Linked DNA regions of Homo sapiens: regions 1, 2 and 4 are each linked to region 3. A link is a contact called in ENCODE Hi-C or POLR2A ChIA-PET data. All regions are on one chromosome and are shown on one strand. The core of a region is the stretch at or near the end of the contact, and the rest is flanking DNA. Distances in the headings are between cores, read along the strand shown. Region 1 overlaps ARPC1A (actin related protein 2/3 complex subunit 1A). Region 2 holds the start of ZNF789 (zinc finger protein 789). Region 3 holds the start of CYP3A43 (cytochrome P450 family 3 subfamily A member 43). Region 4 holds the start of PTCD1 (pentatricopeptide repeat domain 1).

Region 1 (4,446 bases), core at 1,884-4,383, 460 kb before region 3:
CTGCCCACCTCGGCCTCCCAGAGTGCTGGGATTACAGGCGTGAGCCACTGCACCTGGCCTTTGTTGTTTTTTTTTTTTATTTAAGCTCACAGGCTGTACGGGCATAGGCAGTGTGTGCCATAGTTTGCCATCCCCTTCCCAGCGTCGGGGAAGAGGCGGGTAAGTTCTAGACATCTCAAAGGAGAAAGAAAAATATTGTCTGAGCAATGGATGATTGTCTTGAAAGCTTCCAGATAATTAGGCTAAGACAAGTTGTTTCATTTATCTGTTCCCCTGCTTAGCTTGGTCGGAATCTAGTGGTGTGTCTGCTGCTAACATTTATGATGATTCACTTCAGACTCAAGGAGGGCTGTTGGCTTATCTGCACTGGCTGTCTTGGAGGCTGATTTGAGAGGTTTTGTTTGGAGCTATGGAATTCAGTCATGCTTCATCATGCCTCTGGTTTATTTAAAAACAAACAAAAATACTGTTTTCGCCATGGCTGTGGTCCTACCCACAACCTGCTCCCAGCATTTGAGTGCTGTGTGGGCTGGGTCATTCCTGCTTCCCCAGGTCACGCTAACCAAGGCAAGTTCTTAACTTCTCCCCTTGCCAGTTTTGTCTTTCCTGGACATCTGGTAATAATATGCTTTGGGGTATTTTCTGAGCCAGATTGTTGCAGCCTAATGTTCATGGATAAGTTCATAATCAGGAGTTAAAAGATAATTCATTTCCTGGTGGAGCGTGGTGGCTTATGCCTGTAATCCCAGCATTTTGGGAGACTGAGGCAGGAGGATCACTTGAGCCCAGGAGTTCAAGACCAGCTTGGGCAACATAATGAGACCCGCATCCCAGCTCTATTTAAAAAATAAAGAAGAAGATAATTCATTTCCTTAAGCTGCCCTTACACTATTAGTCAGGAATGTTTGTGTTCACTTCCACTACATACCTTACGATCTCTTTTGCTTTGCTTTTTTTCAGTCAAGTCTCTATTTATGAGGTGGACAAGCAAGATTGTCGCAAATTTTGCACTACTGGCATCGATGGAGCCATGACAATTTGGGATTTCAAGGTATTTTCTACCTAACAGAACAAATTTTGTTTGTGTTAAAACTTTTTTTTTTTTTTTTAAGAGATAGGCTCCTTCTCTGTCACCCAGGTTGGAGTAAGTGGCACAATCATGGCTCACTGCAGCCACCAACTCCTTGCCTCCAGCAGCCCTCCCACCTCAGCCTCCCAAGCTGCTGGGACAGCAGGCATGCACCACCATGCTCCGTGAATATTTTTACAAAACTCTTATGAGAAGAATGTTTCTCATTTCTTGAAACAAAATGTTAAATCTAGTATACAGTTTAATGTCCTAATGTAAGACATTAAACTGGAAATCTCTCATTTTTTTTTCTTTCTTTTTGAGATGGAGTCTTGTTCTGTCACCCAGGCTGCAGTGCAGCGGTGCAATATTGGCTCACTGCAACCTCCGCCTCCCGGGTTGGAGCGATTCTCCTGCCTCAGTCTCCCAAGTAGTTGGGATTACAGGAGCACACTACAACACCCGGCTATGTTTTGTATTTTTAGTACAGACGGGGTTTCACCATGTTGGCCAAGCTGGTCTTGAACTCCTGGCCTCATGTGATCTGCCCACCTTGGCCTCCCAAAGTGGTGGGATTACAGGCGTGAGCCACCATGCCAGCCTTGGAGATCTCTCTCTTTTTTTTTTTTTTTTTTTTTGAGACAGAGTTTCGCTCTTGTTGCCCAGGCTGGAGTGCAATGGCAGAATCTCGGCTCACCACAACCTCCGCCTCTGGGGTTCAAGCGATTCTCCTGCCTCAGCCTCCCAAGTAGCTGGGATTACAGACATGTGCCACCACGCCCAGCTAATTTTGTGTTTTTAGTAGAGATGGGGTTTCTCCACGTTGGACATGCTGGTCTCGAACTCCCAACCTCAGGTGATCCACCCGCCTCAGCCTCCCCAAGTGCCAGGATTACAGGCGTGAGCCACTGCGCCCAGCCAGAGATCTCTTTAAAACCTAAAAGTCATCCGCAGAAGAACGGCACATTCTCAGTGAACTGGAATTTTTACTTCTAGATGTCCATTTATTCATTGAGGAAAAATGGAGTGCTGTTTTGGAAACAGGCCCTATTGGACACCAGCCCAGGTTTAACTATATAGATATATATTTATAGCTGACACTAATTAATTTAATAAACATTTAGTACATATCTCCTGGGTGCCATGCATGATGCTGAGCACTGAGAATATCCAATCTGAATGAGCCTGTCTGGTAGAAGAGAGAGGTGGATACGGGGGCTGGGTAGGGGATTCGGCAGAGCTCAGAAGAGAAGCCAGTGCCTCTGTTTTCACACAGAGGAATCTAGGGGGATGCGTGGACTGCAGGGAACAGGTTGCACCTGAGCGGCATCCTGAGTTGCGATGGGTTTTGGAGGGAGGGACTGTGAGTTGAGAAGACACAGGCGAGCATCCTCGGCTGCAAGTGCAGCACACCCAGGGCAGCCCTGGGCTTCAGAGAGCGCACACTGCCTCTGAGGCGCTGCCCGTGCTGTGGTCCTCCGGAAGCACAGATGGAGCTAGAAAAAAGAGCTCTAGGTAGCCAGGCGCAGTGGCTCATGCCTGTCTTCCCAGCACTTTGGGAGGCCGAGGTGGGAGAATCGCTTGAGGCCAGGAGTTTTGAGACCAGTTTGGGCAACATAGCGTGACCCCATCTCTATAAAAAAGCCAGGTGCAGCCAGGCGCACTGACCCACTCCTGTAATCCCAGCACTTTGGGAAGCTGAGGCTCGTTTCTCCTCACTGCTTTCCTGTCTTGAGCACAGGAGTTCGAGACCAGCCTGGGCAACACAGTGAGATCCTGTCTCTATTTAAAAATATACATATATATATTTTTAAAAACCAGGTGCAGTGACGCATGCCTTTAGTTGCAGCTACTTGAGAAGCTGAGGCAGGAGGATCACTTGAGCCCAGGAGTTGGAGGCTGCAGTGAGCTGTGGTCACACCACTGCACTCCAGCCTGGGGCAACAGAGCAAGACCCTATCTTTAAAAAAAAAAAAAAAGAGGAGTGAGGAGTGTGCCCAGAGCCTGTGTGTGTGGCAGTGGGGAAAAGGCACACCTGGCCTGGAGGAGCCAGCAGGGGGAGCCCCGGCCTGGAGTGTCTCTGCGGGGTGAGTCCTGGGAGATCCTGTTTCAGGTGGGGCAGGGCCAGGTTCAGGGTGGGGACAGGCAGAACCTTCCCTGAGGAAGAGGGAGTGGTGTCATACCTACCTCGGGGTAGACACTCCTCAGTGACATCAGTGCTCTTCCCACCTTTTCCAAGACCCTCGAGTCTTCCATCCAGGGCCTCCGGATAATGTGAAGCTGAGTGAGCCTCCGCCATCCAGCATGACAAACTGTGGCCGACCGCAGCTGTGCCGTGGCACGATGGCGAGGAAGCCAGCCCCAAGGAAACACTGAAAACACATATCACGCCAATGCCGTGTGGTTTTGTTTGAATATAAAATTGGTGAAAGTGTTGGTTTTTTTAAGGCAGTAATTTTTTTGTTTGTTTTTTTGCGATTTCATTCCATTCTTGACCAAAGCTTCTCTTTAAGTAGTTTATTATGGAAAATTGTCACACTAACTTAAAAGACAGGGTGAGGGAGATATGTAAATTGTCCACTAGAAAATTAAATAAAAGAACTGAATGTGGTTTTGGTTTTGTTTCCTTGTAGTATTTCAATTTTTAGTAGAAAAATATGAGCGAATTCTTCATTCGATTCAGTTTTTTTTAGGCAAAATCTTAGATCCTTGGTTTCTTAAATTGTACCATTCTATACAACCTTGAACCAAAAAGCACCATTTAGTGAGGGGTGAGAGAGAACCGTTTCTGAACATTGCAATACTTCTGCAAAGTAGGTTGTGTCGGTCTGTTTTGTGTTGCAATAAAGGAATACCTGAGGCTGGGTAATTTGTTTAAGAAAAAAGATTTATTTGGCACACGGTTCTGCCGGTTGGACAAGAAGCATGGTGCCTGCGTCTGCTTTTGGGGAAGCCTCAGGAAGGTTTTACTCATGGCAGAAGGCGAAGGGGAAGCAGGCGTGTCCCATGGCGGGAGAGGATGCAAGAGAGAGTGGGGAGGACCAGGCTCCTTGAAACAACCAGGTCATAGAGTGAGAACACACTCATTCCTGCCAGGGGGCACCAAGCCATTCATGAGGGATCCGCCCCATGACCCAAACACCGCCCACCAGGCCCCACCCCAACACTGAGGATCGCATTTCAGCGTGAGATTTGGAAGGGACACACAGCCAAGCCCTGTCAGAGGTACACCGTTCCCGTCTTGCATGTGAGCAACAGAGAAGCCCACCTCCACTGAGCAGCCAAGCCCGAATGGGAGCCTGCCCTGGGAGGCCCTGGGGCCCGGTGCCCACAGCATGGCAGCCCACTGTTAGCAGTGCACCTGCCAAGGGTACGCT
Region 2 (4,602 bases), core at 1,807-4,306, 360 kb before region 3:
TGTTCTTTAGCCCTAAAGATTTATTTGCGTAGGTACTTCAGCAGTGGACCGGCACCTTAGCTAAAGTGTGAGGAAAAATTCAGAACCAATACTTAGGTCGTGCTGTTCACATCTGTAGCAGGATTTATCAGGACTGTGCCTCAGACAGTACATTCACAGGACTTCAGACAGGACCTTAAAACAGTGCAGGAGCACTTTGGGAGGCTGAGGCGGGCAGATTGCTTGAGCCCAGGAGTTCAAGACCAGCCTGGGCAACGTATCAAAACCGTCTCTCAAAAAAAAAATAAAAATAAAAAAATAAACAAACAAACAAACAAAAAACAACGATAAAAGCAAAAGCAAAAATGCCAGGTGTAGTGGTGCATACCTGTAGTACCAGCTGCTGCTTAGGAGGCTGAGGCGGGATGATCCCTTGAGCGCAGGTCGAGGCTGCAGTGAGCTATCATTGTGCCACTACACTCCAACCTGGGTGACAAGGTGAGACACTGTCTCTAAATGAAAAAATAAATAAAACGGTTCAGAGCTCGGGAAATAGTTGCCTTCCCAATCCAAAAACTACCTGCCCACCCTGGGGGCTGCTATCCTTGGAGAAGCATTGGTGGTGCAGCCTGATCTCCAGCATTTGAAGTTCCAGCACCACTAGCACAAAGCGTTATTCAAAACAAATGAGGAGGAAGTCAGTTGTCTTCCCCGAGCCGCTCCTATGGGACTGCGCTGGCCTGACGTGTCATCCGGCTCCCTCCCCACATTCGTATTCCTGGAACGACCTGCTGGACTGAGTTCCTTGTCCTCTCCCTAGGGGTGGCCAGGCCTGACCTCACTGCCTTCCCTATGTTCAAATGTCTTGAACCTGGAGTACTGAGTGTTCCTGTTTTCTGTTAAAGCCAACAGGAGCCAGGTGCGATGGCTCATGCCTGTAATCCCAGAACTTTGGGAGGTCGAGATGGGAGGATCGTTTGAGCCCAGGAGTTTGAGACCAGCCTGGGCAACATAGCAAGACCCCATCTCTTTTATTTTTTATTTTATTTTATTTATTTATTTATGAGACAGAGTCTCACTCTGTCACCCAGGCTGGAGTACAATGGCACAATCTCGGCTCCCTGCCACCTCCGCCTCCTGGGTTCAAGCGATTCTCCTGCCTCAGCCTCCCGAGTAGCTGGGATTACATACTCCTGCCACCGAGCCCGGCTAATTTTTGTATTTTTAGTAGTGACGGGGTTTCACCATGTTGGCCAGGCTGGTCTCGAACTCCTGATCTCAGGTAATCTGCCTGCCTTGACCTCCCAAAGTGCTGGAATTGCAGGCGTGAGCCACTGCACTCAGCCAACACACATATGTTTATTGCAACACTATTTACAATAGCAAAGACATGGAACCAACCCAAATGCCCATCAGTGGTAGACTGGATAAAGAAAATGTGGTACAAATACACCATGGAATACTAAGCAGCCACAAAAAGGAATGAGATCCTGTCCTTTGCAGGGACATGGATGAAGCTGGTGGCCATCAGCCTCAGCAAACTAACACAGGAACAGAAAACCAAACACAGCATGTTCTCATTCATAAGTGGGAATTGAATATTGAGAACGCATGGACACAGAGAGGGGAACAACACACACCTGGGCCTTTTGGGGAGTCGGGGGTAAGGGGAGGGAACTTAGAGGATGGGTCAATAGGTGCAGCAAACCACCATGGCACATGTAACAAACCTGCACGTTCTGCACGTGTATCCTGTTTGTTTTGTTTTGTTTAGAAGAAATAAAAAACAAACAAAACTTGGGAGGCCAAGGCAGGCGGATCACTTGAGGTCAGGAGTTCGAGACCAGCCTGGCCAAAATGGTGAAACCCCGTCTCTACTAAAAACACACACACAAAAAAAATTAGCCGGGAGTGGTAGCGGGCGCCTGTAGTCCCAGCTACTCAGGAGGCTGACGCAGGAGAATGGCGTGAACCCGGGAGGCGGAGCTTGCAGTGAGCCGAGATCGCGCCACTGCACTCCAGCCTGGGCGAGAGCGAGACTGTCTCAAAAAAAAAAGAAAAAAAATTAACCCCTTACTCACATTAAAACTGTATTTTGGGGGTAATTTACATAAGCCACACAATTATCCTTTTAATTAAGATCTAATATTCTTTTTTTTTTTTTTGAGACAGAGTCTCGCTCTGTCGCCAGTCTGGAGTGCAGTGGTGGGATCTCGGCTCACTGCAAGCTCCGCCTCCCGAGTTCAAGTGATTCTCCTGCCTCAGCCTCCCGAGTAGCTGGCACTACAGGCACGCCGCCACCATGCCCAGCTAATTTTTTTTTTTTTTTTTTTTTTTTTGAGACGGAGTCTCGCTCTGTCACCCAGGCTGGAGTGCGGTGGCGCAATCTCGGCTCACCGCAACCTCCGCCTCCCGGGTTCAAGCGCTTCTCCTGCCTCAGCCTCCCGAGTAGCCGGGGTTACAGGCAGGCACCACCATGCCCGGCTAATTTTATTTGTATTTTTAGTAGAGACGGGTTTCTCCATTGTTGGTCAGGCTGGTATCGAACTCCCGACCTCAGGTGATCCACCCGCCTCGGCCTCCCAGAGTGCTGGGATTACAGGCGTGAGCCACCGCGCCCGGCAATTTTTTTGTATTTTTAGTAGAGAAGGGGTTTCACCATGTTGGCCAGGATGATCTAAATCTCTTGACCTGATCCGCCGGCCTCTGCCTCCCAAAGTGCTGGGATTACAGGCGTAAGCCACCGCGCCTGGCCCATTTTTCTTCTTTTATCTGATAACCTTACTCCCCTCCACAAACACACAGCCAAAGAAACGAATTGTGTCGCTCTTGAATCATAGAATAATTCTAAATTATGTTACGATTAAACAGGAGGGGCGGGGCCCTGTCCATCACGTGACTCTCTCGGTGCTGTCTCCGGCCGTTGATTGGCCTGGGCGGGGAGGGCGGCCGTTGATTGGTTCGGGCCCACTCGCGCGGGCGCCACTCTCTTTGTCTGACAAGAGAGTCGTGAAGCCTCCGCGGTCCTAGAGGGGCCGCTGGCTGGGACGCTTCGCTCGGCGCGCGCAGGTGGAGCCAGCGAGAGGCTCTGAGGCTGCCAGAGTGGTTGTGTCTGTTCCTCCGGTAAGGGGTGATTCGCCGAGGGGCGCGGACCAGACAGACCTCGGGTCAGGCCCGGGAACCCCGAGAGGAGAGCCCAGCCCCTGGTGGAGGCGGCTTGGCGGAGATTCGGAGCCGTCAGCAGGTTTGGGGAGAAGGAAACGAGTGTTGTGGGGGGCGTGGGTGCGGGGGGTAGGCCACTGCGCACACCCCCGGCTCGCAGGGGACGCTCCGGGTTTGTGCGGCGGCTCTCGGGGCCTGTGGCACCAGCTTTTGAGTATTTTTGGCGGTGTCAAGTCTTCGGCAGCGAGAGGAGCAAAGTCCGAAGAATGAATGGATGGTGAACGCCTGGACTTGGTTTTGTTAGAGTGGGAGATGAGCCGTGGTTGTTAGTGGAAGGTGTTCACGTGATTGTGAAGCGGCATTTTGGATTTTGTCAAAAGTTAACAGTCCCCTCCAGTTAAAGTTTTAAGAGTTTATTGTGCATGCAGAGGAACAGCTGGCAAATTGTTCCAATGGCAGCTTGGAAAGCTAAATGAGGAAGTGCAGTGATCTTGATTGTAATTGGCCATTATCAACTTGCATTCCTTCTAGGGTAAGTCGAGCTGGATCAGCCTCGCATCTGTAGCTGATTGGTTCAGTTTATCATGCGGACGAGAAAAAAGCTTCTTTCCTGGTCAGCGCACACTTTTCAGGGAAATAAGGAATTGTTGTTGCTGTTGTGTTTGAGACGAAGTGTTACTCTGTTGCCCAGTTTGGAGTACAATGGGCCAATCTCGACTCACTGCAACCTCCAACTCCCGGGTTCAAGCGATTCTCCTGCCTCAGCCTCTCGAGTAGCGGGGACTACAGGCACGCGCCACCATGCCCGGCTAATTTTTGTATTTTTAGTGGAGACTGGGTTTCACTATGTTGGCCAGGCTGGTCTTGAACTCCTGACCTCATGATCCGCCCGCCTCGGCCTCCCAAAGTGCTGGGATTTACAGGTGTGAGCCACCACGCCCGGCCTGTTGTTTTTAAGAGAGACAGGGTCTTGCTCTGTCACCCAGGGTGGAGTGTAGTGGTGCCATCATAGCTCATTGCAGTCTCCAACTCCTGAACTCAAGGGAGAAATCAATGTATTTTAAATGCCTTACATGGCTGTGGGTGGTTGGCCTAGGGCCGTACCCAAAACATGGACTCCATTTAATTTTTCATTAGCAAGTCTGACATTCAGATGCACAGCCTTCACAAACACATTCAGTAAATATAGTGCAGGGGTGTCCAATCTCTTGGCTTCCCTGGGCCACATTGGAAGAAGAATTGTCTTGGACTACACATAAAATACACAAACACTAAAAATAGCTCATGAGCTAAAAAAAAATCGCAAAACAATTTCATAAGGTTTTAAGAAAGTTTACGAGCCGGGCGCGGTGGCTCACGCCTGTAATCCCAGCACTTTGGGAGGCCAAGGCGGGAGGATCACGAGGTCAGGAGATCAAGACCATCCTGGCTAACACGGTGAAACCCCGTCTCTACTAAAAA
Region 3 (4,245 bases), core at 1,566-4,065:
TAGAACAACAGGTGTGTTCTTCAGAAGCACCAGCTGCTCAGTCCGCAGAGCCAGCTCCAACAAGTGGGCTTATAGGGGTTTCAGGCCCATGTTCTACACTCCTGTAGCCCCTTTTATGACAGAACAGCACAGAAATACAGGAACAAAGGAAAAGACTATTTCTAGAGGAAAAGGGGATCAAACGATGTGAGTATTCATAAGAGAAAGTACTAGAGAGTACCCTAGAGTTGCTGCACCCAGCACTAGTAACACAAATCCTTTTCTCCTATTTATTAAGATTTTGCAGAGGAGACAAAGAGCAATTCTTAACATCTGCCCAAGTGGATCTCCCAGAAAGAAAGGCCAGGAGCTTGTCTGGAAAGAAATTCTTACTTTTCTCAGCCAGACATGGAGGCATGTGCCTGTAGTCCCAGCTACTTGGGAGACTGAGATAGAAGGATCACTTGAGCCCAGGAGGCGGAGATTGCAGTGAGCCAAGATCACACCACTACATTCCAGCCTGGGTAATAAAATGAGACTCTGTCAAAAAAAGAAAAAGAAAAAAAAAGAAATTCTTACTTTTCTGCTGACTTACAAGTGCTTGGGCTCCCTTCACTGAGGCTTCTGAAAGAACAGAGTGGCTTTGGTATCCTGCTCATAGGGACAGAACTGCTGAGGCCAAGAAAAATGTTTGTCCTTTCTCCTCTGAAGGTTTGTTAACAACAAAAAAAATCACCCACAAAGGAGATTAATGGGAGAAATAGCATACATATTCATTCATATGTTTATGGAGGAGAAATACAGAGTGATTCCCCCTTCTTGAGAAACAGTAAGTCTCAAAGAAAGAGACTTTCTTTCACCCCCTTTTATCCAGGGGTAAGAACAACTAGCTGAACAAAACTGACAGCTGTCAATCAAGTGGGAAGTCCAAAACTCATGAGAGACCCACCCAGTTTTCAATCATCATGAAGGAGCCAGGGGCTCAATGGCCCCTGCTGGTACCAAGTTGCCAGGTCCCTGCAATGTTCCAGACAAAGACAGTGATGGTAAAAAGGGAAAAGTGGAGGTAGAATGCAAGTGCAGCAGCAGGAAGATATGGGACTCTCCATTTTAGGGTCTTCAAGTTTTTCAGATTTTCTGAGACATGGGTTAACTCTTCAGGTTAGTCTCCTAGTAAAACACAGCCAAAGTCCCAATTGTGTTTGAAACTTTCAAAAATGCAGATTGAAAGAAAGCCTCTTACTGTCTTTGAGAAGTCCAGACTCCTCTTATCCTCATTGCATGCTTCGGAGTTCAATTTAGGTGTATCTCTCACATCCATTTCTGTCGAGCCTTTACCTTTAAATTTTAAACTTGAAAAACTGCCAGAGTACCTGATAGTGATTGATCAGAGACAGAGCCACCGAATTACCCGATGGCAGGCCTTAGAGACCATGGCCTTAGGACCTAGGTTATGCATAGCCCTCACCTTAGGAAGGGGTCCCTTCAAGGGCAAATAAAATGCGATAGTCCTTGCAACACTGAAGCATGGAGTATCCTGTGAGGCATGAACTTGCTTGATGCAGCATGAATGCACCCCAAGAAACATGGGCATGCCCCTCCAAGTGCAAGCATACCCCACAAGTGGGTAGCCATAGAGCCAGAAGGGCAGGTTCCCTGAAAAAAATAAAGACCTCAAGACCTCATCCTAAATGTGAGATCTTGGATGTAAGAGGATTTACTGATTTTTCCACAAAACAGCCAGGCCAGGAAGATAACTGAGCTTAGAGGACTCTTGCTGGTGCCAATGCATTGATTAGTCCAGATGACAAGGGAGAGGATCTTGAGAGCCAATTTTGATCCCTTCCTCATCACCAGGAAATATGAGTAAAGATTGTGGGATCTGTGGAGGACAGAGGGAGAGCTTCATTTTCTATAAAACACAGTCTGCAGATTGAGGAGATGCAGCCTCGGAGGTGGAGAGCTATAAAGTCAAAAACCACAGAGCAGGATAGAGGAGTCAGAGGAGTGAAGAAAAGAGTCTTGATTAGACAGCCTTTAAGCCCCAAGTCACATGTCTCTTAATTGGCTGTTCCTAGGTGGTCAGTTAGTTCTTACCACATGATCTGTTGGTGAGCAGTTGGAAAATTCCCAGGTACAGATTTTTTCAGAAAATGTTATTTGACTTGGCTACAGAAAAATAGGTTTTGCAACACTTACTAAGAACACAGAGAACATGACCATCACCTAAACCTGCCATGGCCTCTTGGGTTTGTTTTTGCTTTTGAGGCACAGGGAGTCCTTCTTGTCTGTTTACCTGGAGGCATGATTTGGCAACCTAGATAACAAACAGAGATAGGCTTTCTAAAAAGAATTATTTTTATTTGGGAATAAAGCATTGCAATGGGAATATGCGTGCCAAGGTAAACTATGTGCTTATTCAGGTAGGTAAAGTAAGACAAAGTTTAAAAAAATAATGAGAAGGATTACATATTTGTTTTGGAATGATTATCCTTGGCTATAAAGATCAATAACAAGACTGACATCAGTTTGAGGTTGGACAGGCAGTTGCTGGGCAGATGTTCTTGCAGAAGTATTTTTCTTTAGGTTCCTGAGAATCTATAACCTTTGGGCTTACCAATAGCAGTGACTGATTTGTTTACTGATTGTTCACAGAATAGGAAATCAAAGGAGGCCAAAATAAGGACAGCCATAATTATTTGCCAATTGTCAATTTGAAAAGGGTACCCAAATCCCTCCATATGAGGAGTAGCATAAGTGGCTTTTCTACTGGCTGCCGCTGTAGACCCACCTCCTTCTCCAGCACATAAATATCGCTGTTAACATTAACTAAATCACCTCTGGGCAGAGAAACAAAGCTCTATATGCACAGCCCAGCAAAGAGCAGCACACAGCTGAAAGAAAAACTCAGAAGACAGAGCTGAAAAAGAAAACTGGTGATGGATCTCATTCCAAACTTTGCCATGGAAACATGGGTTCTTGTGGCTACCAGCCTGGTACTCCTCTATATGTGAGTAACTATGCAGGCATGTTTGCTCTTAACTCTAAGACCTGAAGTGCTAATTGGGCCCATCTTTTTCTTATTTGTTTTGAAGATAAAAGAGATAACGGAGGGGAAGTTACCTAAGTGCCAAATACTGTGAACACATAAAATATTATTAATATGTTAGGACTCCTAATACAACATTTGAAAATGTAAAATTTAGTCTGGGTGCGGTGGCTCACACCTGTAATCTCAGCACTTGGGAGGTGGAGGCAGGCCAATCACAAGGTCAGGAGTTCAAGACCAGCCAGACCAACATGGTGAAACCCCTTCTCTACTAAAAATACAAAAATTAGTCAGGCATGGTGGCACACACCTGTAATCCCAGCTACTTGGGAGGCTGAGGCAGGAGAATCGCTTGAACCCAGGAGGCAGAGGTTTCAGTGAGCGGAGATTGCACCACTGCATTCCAGCCTGGGTGACAGAGCAAGACTCCGTCTCAAAAAAAAAAATAAAACTTTGTCATACTGAGTAGTTTGAACTAAAGAAGACTGAAAGACTTCACAAATGTCTTCAGAATCTCTGACCCTCTTCTGTCTACCCATCCCCCATTCTTTCCCTCCTGAAGTGCAGGGTTGCTCTGAAGTTCTCTTATCTGACTAAGGGAAGATCTTCCAAAAAGAATGCAATTGTCTTGAGCCTCTCCAAATAATCTCATCAATCAGAAAACTAATTCACAGGAAAAGAGAAAAAGTTTGATAATACTTATTCTTTGGAGCACTGCTACCTGAGAGACTTTATCTCCACAATAAAATAACCTTTGTTCATCATGTGTTTTCTCCCTTCACCTTCCCATAACTTGTGTCAGAAACTCCCTATCAGAAGCCACTCCCTACTTTTTAGCTTACAATGCTATTTAAGCTTTACTCATTCAGTCCTTATTTTAGTCTCATATATTGTGGGCCTCCAGCACATATGCATGTAAAATTTTGTATGGATTTTCACTGTAACCACCCAAGAGATTCACCTTGCCCCCTGCCTCAACAGAGCCCATTCATCAAGACAGGGGAATTGTAATAGAGAATGAGTTAATACATGCTGCCAACAAAAAGAGCCAAACTCTGTACAATACTTGAAGAGATTTATTCTGGGCCAAATATGAGTGACCATGGCCCATGACACAGCCTTCAGGAGGTCTTAAGAACATGTACCCAAGGTGGTCAGGGTGCAGCTTGGTTTTATTCTTTTAGGGAGGCATGAGATATCAAATACATTTAAGAAAT
Region 4 (4,346 bases), core at 1,218-3,717, 390 kb before region 3:
CCCAGTAGGTCAGGAGCGGTGGCTCACGCCTGTAATCCCAGCACTTTGGGAGGCCAAGGTGGGTGGATCCCCTCAGGTCAGGAGTTCGAGACCAGCCTGACGTGGTGAACCCTATCTCTGCCGAAAATATAAAAATTAGCTGGGCGTGACAGCGTGCCCCTGTAATCCCAGCTACTTGGGAGGCTGAGGCAGGAGAATCACTTGAACGTGGGAGGCAGAGGTTGCAGTGAGCCAAGATCGCGCCATTGCACTCCAGCCTGAGCGACAGAGCAAGACTCCATCTCAAAACAACAACAACAACAACAAACAAAAAACTAGGCCCAGCAAGGGGAGAGACTTGCTGGGGTCCTGCAGCAGTGCAGTGGGTGAGACTGGCCAGCTTGGGCTGGGCTGGCTTTGAACTCAGGTCCATGTAACGCATTGATGATTGTCCTGACCAGCACCTTTTGTGAAACTAGTGCAGGGGGCCTTTATCATTCTGCATCTGGCAAGCCCTGCCACTCCTTCTTACAAGCATGGTGTTTATGTAATTTTCTTTTTTGTGGAATGGGGTCTTCATGTTGCCCAGGCTGGAGTGCGATGGCACAGTGGAGTGCAAATGCACAATCACTGCAACCTCCAACTCCTGGGCTCAAGTGATCCTCCTACCTCAGCCTCTCAATTAACTAGCACTACTGGTGCACACCACCATACCTGTCTAATTTTTTGTATTTTTTTGTAGAGATGGAGTCTCCCTATGTTGCCAGGCTGGTCTAGAACTCCTGGCCTCAAGCAATCCTCCAGCCTTGGCCTCCCAAAGTGTTGGGATTGCAGGCGTAAGCCTCCATGCCCTGCCTTACGTGCATTAATTACAATACACAGAATTACAAAACAAAAAGCAATGATATTGAAATGGCATCAAAATGCTTTAAAAACAAATTTCTGCTATACTAGTATAGATGCTTATTTTCAATGCATGAAATAACAAGACCCTATCATAATTTCTTTTCTTTTCTTTTTTTTTTTTTGAGACAGTCTCTCACTCTGTCCTCAGGCGTGACCTCGGCTCACTGCAATTTCCGCCTCCCGGATTCAAGCGATTCTCCTGCCTCAGCCTCCCCTGGAGCTGGGACTACAGACGCATGCCACCAAGCCCAGCTAATTTTTGTATTTTTAGTAGAGACAGGGTTTCACCATGTTGGCCAGGATGGTCTGGATCTTTTGACCTTGTGATCCGCCCGCCTCGGCCTCCCGAAGTGCTGGGATTACAGCCGTGAGCCACCGCGCCCGGCCGACTCTATCATAATTTCAAAGCAGTAATAAATGTAAGTGACAGCTTAAGATACCACCTTGTAGTTGCTGCACAAACTGGGTTTTTTTGCGTCTCACTCTGTCACCAGGCTGGAGTGGGGTGGTACAATCTCGGCTCAATGCAACCTCTGCCTCCCGGGTTTAAGCCATGCTCATGCCTCAGCCTCCCAAGTAGCTGGGATTACAGGAACGCGCCACTACTCCAGGCCAATTTTTATATTTTCAGTAGGGACGGGGTTTTGCCATCCTGTCCAGGCTGGTCTCGAACTCCTGACCTCACGTGATCCTCTCGCCTCAGACTCCCAAAGTGCTGAGGTTACAGGTGTGAGCCACCATGCCTGGCCCTGCACAAACTGTTATCTGGAACTATCATTTACACTCACCCTCACAGTTTCAGGCACTGCTAAGGCTGCTCCAGCAATCAGGAAAGGAAATGCTATACTTCACATAGAGAAAAATAGGGGTGCATTTTGTTCCTACACAAGCTCATTACCCCACCCTGGTTAAAAAAAACCCTGAATTAGGCTGTATAGTGGCTCATGCCTGCAATTCCAGCACTTTGGGAGGCCCAGGCAGGAGGATCGCTTTGGGCTTGGGGCCAGGAGTTCGAGACCAGCCTGGGCAACATAGCAAGACCCGCCACCCGCCCCCCCAACCCCGCCGTCTCTACAAAAATTAAAAATAAAATTTTAAAAATTAGCCAAGTGTGGTGGTGCAGCGTCTGTAGTTCCAGCTACTCGGGAGGCTGAGGTGGGAGGATCGCTTGAGTCTGAGAAGTTGACTGCAGTGAGCTATGATCGTACCCCTGTACTCCAGCCTGGGCCACAGAGCGAGAAAAAACCCTGAATTAGAGACACGCTGCGGCCGTCCTTCCTCGGAGAGACCCGCCCCTCCTCAGAGGCCCACCCGGACCCTCAGGCCAACGCCGACCCCTCTCCACACGGACTTCTGCAGCCTCAGTTTCCCTCCTCAGACGCCCCCGGCTCCAATCCCGGCTCGGGCACTTCCTTCCCCTCTGGCGTGTCTTGGCCCGGGTCCCGGGGCTCCTGCGAGGATCACACAGGAACTCACTTGAAGTGTCCGGCGCAGTGCACTCCGACGGGGAGCCCTGCCCGGTCCCCGCGGCGAACCAGTCTCTTCCTCGGGTCCCCCTCTCCCCAAGCGCGCAGGCGCAATCCGCGTCGCCGACTCACGCGGCTGGTTTCAGGTTTCTGGCGAGGCCGGTGTTCGGCTGGCGGCTAGCTGGGACTAGCGGAACGGCGGAGTCTCGATTGGCAGTGCCTGGACAGGCGCAAGGGCCGGCGCGGGCTCCGGGCGCTCCCGGCATCCCTCGGGCGGCGGCGGCGGCGGCGGCGAGGCGAAGCGAAGGAGGAGTGTGTGCGGCGGGGCCGGCGGCGGGTAAAGGCGAGAAGGCTGCAGGAGACCGAGGGGGAGCCGGGCCGGTGGGGCCGCCGCCGCCGCCATGCAGGAAATCATCGCCAGCGTGGACCACATCAAGTTTGACTTGGAGATCGCGGTGGAGCAGCAGCTGGGGGCGCAGCCGCTGCCCTTCCCCGGCATGGACAGTGAGCGCGGGGCCCGGGCGGGAGGGCAAGAGCGACTCGAACCCGGGACCCGCTCCTCTGTGATCCCGGGACTCCCTCGCCTCGGTCCTGAGACCTCCCCCGGCTTCCTCTGGATCCTGGGACCCCTCCCCTTTGGTCGCAGGACTCCTCCCTCTAGGTCTTGAGAGTCCCTCCCACCTCCTCCGGGTCCTGGGATCCTCCCCTTTAGTTACCGAACTCCCTCATCTGTGGTCCCGAGACTCTTCCCACTCCATCCTGAGACCTCCTCTTCTGGATCCCGGGACGCTCCCCTTGGTTTCAGGACTCCTGACTCCCAGGCCCCCATTTCCACCGTCTGGGGACTCCTTTTACCCTCACTCGGACTCAGGAGTTCACTGCCTCGGATCTTTGGCCCTCTGCGGCTGTTCAAAGGTAATCTGTAGGAGGGTAGACCTTGTCTGTTCGCTTAATTCTTGAATAAGGGTGGGTTATCCTGGATTGGAACTCTCCCTCAACACTCTCCCAACTGCAGGAGAGTACTAGGATATCACACCCGCTACGTTGAGCGTCTCTTCTTGATTTCATCAAAACTAGGCGGTTGGAGGAGATGTGCTGAGGGAAGGACCACCTTTCTGTAGGAGACCCCAGCTAGACTCTCAAACTCCCTTCTAGGACTCACTCTCCTGGGAGCTCATCCCTAGTTTTTGGCCCGTCCCTACTTTTTTCTGGACCCCAACTCTGAGTTATTCATCACACCCAGCAGCTGGTGTGGACCCTTGGCCTGAACTCCCTTCACTGCTCCCCTTCATATGGTGGCTCCTGGCTTCCCACCTCCTACTCGGTGGGATATCTTGTACTTTAAAAGAAACCAGTAGTTTTCTTTGTGTCTTCTTTCCTATCTGGACATACTTGAAATCTAATGCTATAACCTTAAAGTTTGGGGGCTTGTGGAAGTCACTGAGTTCAATCCACAGATGGGGAAACTGAGACCCAAGCGGGGGAAGGGACTTGCTGACAATCACTCAGTGCATAGCAGAGGCGGGCAAGCTCTCCAGTGTTGTGTGCTGTCGCCCACAACTACCAGCGGGGTCTCCCACCGCTCCCAGCAGCCTCACTCCCCTCAGGCGGTCACACCTTCTCATGCACATGTGACCTCTGAGTCTGTCCCTTTATGTGTTTTTGTTGTTGTTGTTTGTTTGCTTTTGAGACAGGGGCCCCTCTGTCGCCCAGGCTGGGTGCAGTGACGCAATCATGGCTCAATGCAGCCTCGACTTCCCAGGCTCCAGCAATCCTCCCACCTCAGTCTCCCAAGTAGCTGGGACCACAGGCATGCACCAACACGCCTGGCAAATTTTTTTGTGTGTATTTCTTGGTAGAGACACTATTTCATCATGTTTCCCAGGGTTGGTCTTGAACTCCTGGGCTCAAGTGATCCTTTTACCTCGGCCTTCGGAAGTACTGGGATTATAGGCATGAGCCACTGCACCTGGCATATATATATATATATATATT

Evidence for each region. Hi-C counts contacts between places; a loop is a spot of excess contacts on that map. ChIA-PET counts read pairs that join two places held with the same protein, here RNA polymerase II (POLR2A). Pooled maps may share reads with other maps.
Region 1: a map of CD4-positive, alpha-beta T cell shows a loop between it and region 3 (4-fold over the local background). The contact joins the enhancer-like site here to the promoter of CYP3A43 in region 3. A Hi-C loop is called at or near these places in 3 of 168 maps with a recorded cell type or tissue (CD4-positive, alpha-beta T cell and naive thymus-derived CD4-positive, alpha-beta T cell), 2 of 37 single-sample maps with no recorded cell type and 9 of 50 pooled maps. POLR2A ChIA-PET finds 5 or more read pairs at or near these places in 3 of 52 experiments (CD4-positive, alpha-beta T cell, PC-9 and RWPE1).
Region 2: a map with no recorded cell type shows a loop between it and region 3 (3-fold over the local background). The contact joins the promoter of ZNF789 here to the promoter of CYP3A43 in region 3. A Hi-C loop is called at or near these places in 1 of 168 maps with a recorded cell type or tissue (sciatic nerve), 4 of 37 single-sample maps with no recorded cell type and 9 of 50 pooled maps. POLR2A ChIA-PET finds 5 or more read pairs at or near these places in 2 of 52 experiments (MCF 10A and activated T-cell).
Region 4: a map with no recorded cell type shows a loop between it and region 3 (3-fold over the local background). The contact joins the promoter of PTCD1 here to the promoter of CYP3A43 in region 3. A Hi-C loop is called at or near these places in 1 of 168 maps with a recorded cell type or tissue (naive thymus-derived CD4-positive, alpha-beta T cell), 4 of 37 single-sample maps with no recorded cell type and 9 of 50 pooled maps. POLR2A ChIA-PET finds 5 or more read pairs at or near these places in 1 of 52 experiments (activated naive CD8-positive, alpha-beta T cell).

The regions. Positions count from the first base shown.
Region 1 is chr7:99,362,583-99,367,028 of GRCh38, forward strand. ARPC1A (actin related protein 2/3 complex subunit 1A) reads left to right here. Exons shown (of 10, transcript NM_006409.4): 9 at 961-1,051; 10 at 3,309-3,680. The coding sequence ends at 3,347. Among named protein-coding and RNA genes, the nearest start is that of ARPC1B, 9.9 kb to the right of the region's middle. RefSeq lists a silencer at 2,319-2,524. Within about 2 kb of position 3,134, at least 2 of the 41 ENCODE cell types and tissues checked have a DNase peak (open chromatin) inside an H3K27ac peak, as active enhancers do.
Region 2 is chr7:99,469,834-99,474,435 of GRCh38, forward strand. It overlaps ZNF789 (zinc finger protein 789), which reads left to right and starts at 3,057. Exons shown (of 5, transcript NM_213603.3): 1 at 3,057-3,223. RefSeq lists enhancers at 2,297-2,456, 2,677-2,766, 3,057-3,346.
Region 3 is chr7:99,825,198-99,829,442 of GRCh38, forward strand. It overlaps CYP3A43 (cytochrome P450 family 3 subfamily A member 43), which reads left to right and starts at 2,816. Exons shown (of 13, transcript NM_057095.3): 1 at 2,816-2,989. The coding sequence starts at 2,919.
Region 4 is chr7:99,436,331-99,440,676 of GRCh38, forward strand. PTCD1 (pentatricopeptide repeat domain 1) reads right to left here and starts at 2,468. Exons shown (of 8, transcript NM_015545.4): 1 at 2,362-2,468. All of the region lies in intron 2 of ATP5MF-PTCD1 (ATP5MF-PTCD1 readthrough), which reads right to left. It overlaps CPSF4 (cleavage and polyadenylation specific factor 4), which reads left to right and starts at 2,613. Exons shown (of 8, transcript NM_006693.4): 1 at 2,613-2,855. The coding sequence starts at 2,753. RefSeq lists enhancers at 236-761, 2,058-2,347 and a silencer at 2,608-2,907.